2 separate regions of the Homo sapiens genome follow, and region 2 is linked to region 1. The links are chromatin loops, found by intact Hi-C in ENCODE. Cell type or tissue: ascending aorta. All regions are shown on one strand. Each heading gives the region's core, and the rest is flanking DNA. Links, peaks and the distances in the headings are about the cores only. Region 1 holds the start of IVD (isovaleryl-CoA dehydrogenase). Region 2 holds the start of INAFM2 (InaF motif containing 2).

What was found. Hi-C counts contacts between places; a loop is a spot of excess contacts. Peaks named below come from ENCODE experiments on the same cell type or tissue, not always from the same donor. Only the 100,000 strongest peaks of a DNase experiment are listed, where the experiment ranks them.
Region 2: it touches region 1 in a loop (7-fold over the local background); 10 of 110 quality-filtered maps call a loop at or near these places.

The regions. Positions count from the first base shown.
Region 1 is chr15:40,404,098-40,406,996 of GRCh38, forward strand. IVD (isovaleryl-CoA dehydrogenase) reads left to right here and starts at 1,698. Exons shown (of 12, transcript NM_002225.5): 1 at 1,698-1,874. The coding sequence starts at 1,731. In ascending aorta, for the core only: no CTCF peak of the experiment used is centred there; a DNase peak (open chromatin) is centred at 1,614; H3K4me3 peaks cover 1,863 bases; H3K27ac peaks cover 963 bases.
Region 2 is chr15:40,321,743-40,324,641 of GRCh38, forward strand. It overlaps INAFM2 (InaF motif containing 2), which reads left to right and starts at 1,950. Exons shown (of 1, transcript NM_001301268.2): 1 at 1,950-2,899. The coding sequence starts at 2,314. The coding sequence ends at 2,775. LOC112268152 (a long non-coding RNA gene) reads right to left here and starts at 1,901. Exons shown (of 3, transcript XR_002957721.2): 1 at 1,501-1,901. RefSeq lists silencers at 1,638-2,007, 2,338-2,417, 2,428-2,657. In ascending aorta, for the core only: a CTCF peak has its summit at 1,717 (motif pointing right); DNase peaks (open chromatin) are centred at 950 and 1,719; H3K4me3 peaks cover 2,055 bases; H3K27ac peaks cover 2,336 bases.

The DNA.
Region 1 (2,899 bases), core at 98-2,597:
GGGAGGCCAAGACAGGAGGATCACATGAGCCCAGGAGTTCAAGATCAGCTTGGGCAACATAGTGAGACTGCCCACCCCCACCCCGGCCCCATCTCTAATTAATTAATTAAATTTTAAAAATAACATTGACACAACATGGAGGAGGAAAATAGAGCAAGTGGAGAGGGGATAGAGACTTAATTCCATCAGCTCCCCTCTTTCCCCTCACCACTCTTCCTTTCCCTGTGTCCCGAACCCGTGTTTCTAAGTCCTGACTGCTATTATTCTGGTGTATTAAATACATACTATTTACTATTTAATACATCTTTTGTTGTTGTTTGTTTTCTCAAATTTTTTGTGGAGACAGGGTCTCCCTATGTTGCACAGGATGGTCTTGGACTCCTGGCCTCGAGCGATCTTCCCACCTAAGCTCCCAAAGTCCTAGGATTACAGGCATGAGCAACCATGCCCAGCCTATTTAATACATCTTATTTAATATATAGTATAATACGTAAATATGTACTATTTAATATTTAACACATATTAAATACAAATGGTCCCCAACTTACAATAGTTCAACTTAAGATTTTTCAACTTTATGATGGTGTGAAAGTGATAGACATTGAATAGAAACTGTACAATATTCAATAAATGATATCTAACACTGTCTTATAAAATATGCTTTGTGTTACATGATTGTGCCGTTATAAGCTATTATAAGTGTTCCAAGTACGTTTAAGGTCCACTAGTCTAAGCTATGATGTTTGGTAGGTTAGGTGTTTTTTTGTTTTCTGTTTTGAGACGGAGTGTCACTCTTGTTGCCCAGGCTGGAGTGCAATGGCGTGATCTCAGCTCACCGCAACCTCCACCTCCCGGGTTCAAGCGATTCTCCTGCCTCAACCTCCTGAGTAGCTGGGATTACAGGCATGCACCACCACGCCCAGCTAATTTTTGTATTTGTAGTAGAGACAGGATTTCTCCATGTTGGCCAGGCTGGTCTAAAACTCTCCGCCTCAGGTGACTCACCCGCCTCGGCCTCCCAAAGTGCTGGGATTACAGGTGTGAGCCATCATGCCCGGCCTAAGTGTATTTTCAAAGTGCATTTTTGACTTACAATATTTTCCATTTATGATGGGTTTATCGAGAAGTAACCCCACTGTAAATCGAGGCGCATCTCCAATCTAGAAGGCAGCTACTCCTTAATAACCCCTTTCCCATAAAACATGAATCTAAATCTACAAACCTTGTTATATAATAAAGCAAGATGTACTCTGTTATGATCAGTGTGCACGTTAGAGCAAGCACTACTTTTCCGATCTTAATTATTCCAGAGATGCTTGACCAATTTACTGGGTACGTGGGCAGTTTTCTGATTGCTGTTTCCACACTCTGCTTTCCCACAGAGAGATTTCCGCAGTTAGGGGCTGCTATTTCAACGCAGGGAGATAAAAAGAAAAAAACACTTGCTCTTCTACCCCGCTAAAAACACTCATCCTAGGGAGCACGCCAGCATTTGCAGCGTTCGGGGCAGGGCCACTCGGCCTGCGGCCGTTGCACTGGCTGGAAGCTGGCAGGCGATCACGGTTGATTGGCTCGGGTGCGGTCCAAGGGCAGCAACGCCTTCGGCGGGCCGCCTAGGGTGATTGGCTGCTGCAGCCCACCCCCTAGCCGGTTTGGTGGGCGGCGAAGCCTGGATTGGTGGAGCTAAGAGCTGGCTCAGTTTCAGCGCTGGCTCTTCGTGCATGGCAGAGATGGCGACTGCGACTCGGCTGCTGGGGTGGCGTGTGGCGAGCTGGAGGCTGCGGCCGCCGCTTGCCGGCTTCGTTTCCCAGCGGGCCCACTCGCTTTTGCCCGTGGACGATGCAATCAATGGGCTAAGCGAGGAGCAGAGGCAGGTGAGGAGACTGACCCCCTTCCTGGCCCCAAGGCCTCCTTCCTGCCTGGTCCCCAAGGCCTCCTTCCTGCCTGGTCCCCATCGGCCCAGCGCCCACCCAGCCTTGGCTTTTGCCCGTGGGCCGTTGGGAGCGCCAGCGCGGGGGCGGGACGCGGGGCCTCCGACCTCGGGTCCAGTCCTCTGACCTCGGCCTCACGTCTGTGGAGTGAAGATTTGAGACCGTGGGACAGTACTGCTGGAAGTAGAGAGGAGGAGTCGAGGCTGGGAGAGCTCCTGAGAGACTGATGGTGTTTTGGTGGAGGATTGGCCAGGCTACCTACCGCTTGTGGCACAAGGGCCCTCAATCTGTATGTAGTTCACTTACACCTGAACAGGCTGAGGTATGCTTCTCACACCTGGGTGGTCATCGTAATCACCAGGGAGTCTTTTTTGTATAAACAGTTTGGGGGTTTTAAAAAGCCACAGTGAGCTCTCCTGTCGCTCTTCAGCCCATTGGGTCAAAACACAAAAGTTGAACAAGTACTTGAAAGAAGTAGTTGGAGGCCAGGCGCCGTGGCTCACACCTGTAATCCTAGCACTTTGGGAGGCCGAGGTGGGAGGATTGTTTGAGCTCAGGGGTTTGAGATCAGCCTAAGCAACATAGCCAGACCCCCATCTCATAAAAAATAGAAAAGAAGACGAAGTAGTATTTACAAATGGAGCAGAACCAGAGTCCTTCCTGAGGTTTCACTTGGAGGCTGGATGGAGTTGGCGGAGGTATGAGCCTCCCAGCAACTCCGTAGTTTATGTTTATAGCCAGCGAGCGCTCAGAGCTTCCGTGAACCACCTCAAGTGGAAAGGGTTCAATCCCTATTCTCAAGCTTTCCTGGCAAGAGGAGTTTCTTTTCTTTTTTCTTTTTTTTTTTTTTTTGAGACGGAGTTTCACTCTTGTTGCCCAGGCTGGAGTGTAATGGCGCGATCTCCGCTCACCACAACGTCCGCCTCCCGGGTTCAAGTGATTCTCCTGCCTCAGCCTCCCAGGTAGCT
Region 2 (2,899 bases), core at 208-2,707, 82 kb before region 1:
CCCTGCTAATTTTTTTGTATTTTTAGTAGAGACGGGGTTTCACCATGTTAGCCAGGATGGTCTCAATCTCCTGACCTCGTGATCCGCCCGCCTCGGCCTCCCAAAGCTGGGATTATAGGCGTGAGCCACCGCACCCGGCGACAATTCAGGAATTTTAAGTCAACAGGCTGCCCTGGCTGACCTAGGAGCAGGGTGGAGGAGTGAGTTATTTCTTCCCCATCAACCCACAAAAGGCCATAAACACTCCACACTACCAATATCCTTGAAATTTCTCAGAAAGTAAAAAAAACAGCTTTTTCCTTGAAATAGCATCTGGCTAGCCATTACTAGTGGCAGCCCCACACCTGGGCCTGGATCAGGAATGAGACTGAGGCTGGGTTAGAGGCCTGTGGTTCCAGCAGTCCACTAGCACACTCAGTTCTGGTAGCCACTTGACTTCTGTGCTGCTGAGGTGGGCAAGGCAGCTGTTTTGGGAGGGCTTCCTCGTGTGTGTGTGTGTGTGTGTGTGTGTGTGTGTGTGTGTGTGTAAGGGGGGTCCTCTGGAAGCCAAAGATTCCTGGAGGAGGGGGGGAAGTGAGAAGGGCAGAGGGGATCCTGCCCCACAGGGTAGAAGCCAGGTCAGGCTCACACTTGCAGGGGCTTGAGGGAGGGTTCACCCACAGAACCCCATCAGAACCACAGTTCTGTTCCCCAACACACGCCCAGACAAGTCTCCCTCACTCATTCAGACACCCAGGCAGTCCATATGCCCAGTTCTGGGAACACAGGAAGTAGCATCCAAGGAGGAGGGAACCAGAATTCTGGAAAGCCTTATAGAGAGGGAATGGGGAGGAGAGAAGGCAGGGAGAGCAGAGAGCGGAAGGAGGGGGAGGGCACAAGTAAAGCCGCAAGGGAGAGTCTGAGCATGAAGGGTTGTTAGCACCTAGGGGGTCCAAAGACCAGGCACAGAGCCCACTGCCTGGCGCCTGGCCTGGAGCCAAAGAAGACAAACCTCACATGGGAAAGTGGGGAGGGGACAACCGCCCAAGCCTTGAGGTCTGGAGGGGATCTGAGAGTGAAAACGCTCTAGGAGTCCTGAGAGTTAAACTCCTCAGGTTCAGTGCAGCTCCTTGGGTCCAAATCCAGGCCAAAACCAGGAATTGGAAGACCCAAAAAGCGGGACCAGCGACCTGCGGCGAACTTTGGGACTAAGGTGGCAAGCGAGTCTGGAGAACAGCTCAGTCCGTGGCTCTGTCCCGGAGGCTCAGGGTTGGCGGGGTGAGGCGGGCTGGGGTACGCAATTGCGACGACTTCAGTAGAGCTCCGAAGCCCAGCCTGGACTGGGTGGAAGGAACACAACCAGCTGCGGCCCCAGTGAGCGCTCCAGGTGCCAGAACCGCCTACCCCTGGCGTCAACCAGGTTCTTTAGCTGTGAATGGGCCTGGGAGACCCACCCAGGGGGTACGCGGTGCGGGGAGCAAGCTGAGAGCTGGAACGTGGTATCTTCCCTATCCCTCTTACCGTCCCCTCCCAGAGGATAAACCTAGGCCTGGAGTCCGAAGCCCAGGCTGCTATTCCACCTGTCACTTCGGAGCCTCGGGGCGGAGCGGGGAGGCGCCAGAGTTGACAGCTCGCGCTCCGACCGCCCCCTTCTAGCTCCGCACTCCGCCTCGCACAACGCCGTTCCCCCTTTTAAAGAAGTGCCCGGGGCTCCACTCTACGCCGCGCCAGCCCACCAGGGGTCGCGGTGACGTCGCCCGTTTAAGAGCCAGCCTCCCTTAACTCTCTCTTAACGGGGCGTCCCGGCGGGGCTCGCGGCTCCCGGCAGCCGCCGCCTCCCCTCGCGGCACTTCCGGACCCCGGCGTCGCCCTTTTAAGGGGCAGCCCCCAGCAGCGCTCTCCCCGCCCCCTGTTGCCGGCGCGCGAGGCGGGGGAGCCGGGCTGGAGCGGAGCGCGCGGTCCGCGCGGCCACTGGAGACCAGGCGGCCGGCGGCCGGGCAGGCGGCGGCGGAGCGCGCGGCGGCGTGGCGGCGGATGGGGACGCGGAGCCGGGCGGCTGTGGCGGCTGTGGCGGCTGTGGCTGTGGCGGCGGCGGGGAAGCAGCTGACGGGCCGGCGGCGGCGGCGGCGCTGGCGGCGGTGACTGGTCCAGGCCCCGGCGGCGGCTGCAGCAACGCGGTGGCGGGCTGCGGGCGGGCGGCGTGAGGAGCGGCGGCGGAGCGCGGGGCCGCCGGGAACCGAGGGCGCCGGGCCGCCCCCTGCCCAGTCCTTGCAGGCCGCCAGGCCCCCTCCAGCCGGGGCCGTGGAGCACCGGGGCAAAGGCCGGGGCCCCCCCATGAAGGAGCGCGACGCGGCCCCGGCCGAGCGGGGCAAGCCGGCCACCTACACCGGGGACAAGAAGGCGAAGATGGCGGCCAAGACCAACAAGAAGTGGGTCCGGCTCGCCACCGTGTTCGCCTACGTGCTCTCCGTGTCGCTGGCCGCCATCGTGCTCGCCGTCTACTACAGCCTCATCTGGCAGCCGGTGGGCGCCGGGACCTCGGGGGGAGCCGCTGGCCCGCCCCCCGGCGGCTCCAACGCCACTGGCCCGTCTGGGACTTCGGGGGCGGCGGCGGCGGGGCCCAACACCACTGGGTCGTCCCGCCGCGAGGCGCCGCGCGACGTTCCCCCACTGCAGGCGGCGCGACCGGCGCCTCCGGAGCCCCCTGCGGACAGCCCCCCGGCCGGGCCGCTCGAGCGGCCTCGGGGGCCGGACGAGGACGAAGAGGAAACGGCGGCGGCGCCCGGGAGTCGTTGAAGCCCTCCGCGCTGGGGGCCGCCGGGAACCATTCTCCCCAAGCCCAGAGGCAGGACTTCGCAGCAGGATGGGGTGGAGAGCCCGCGGGAGTGACCCCCACGAGAGTGAACGCCCCTCACACTCC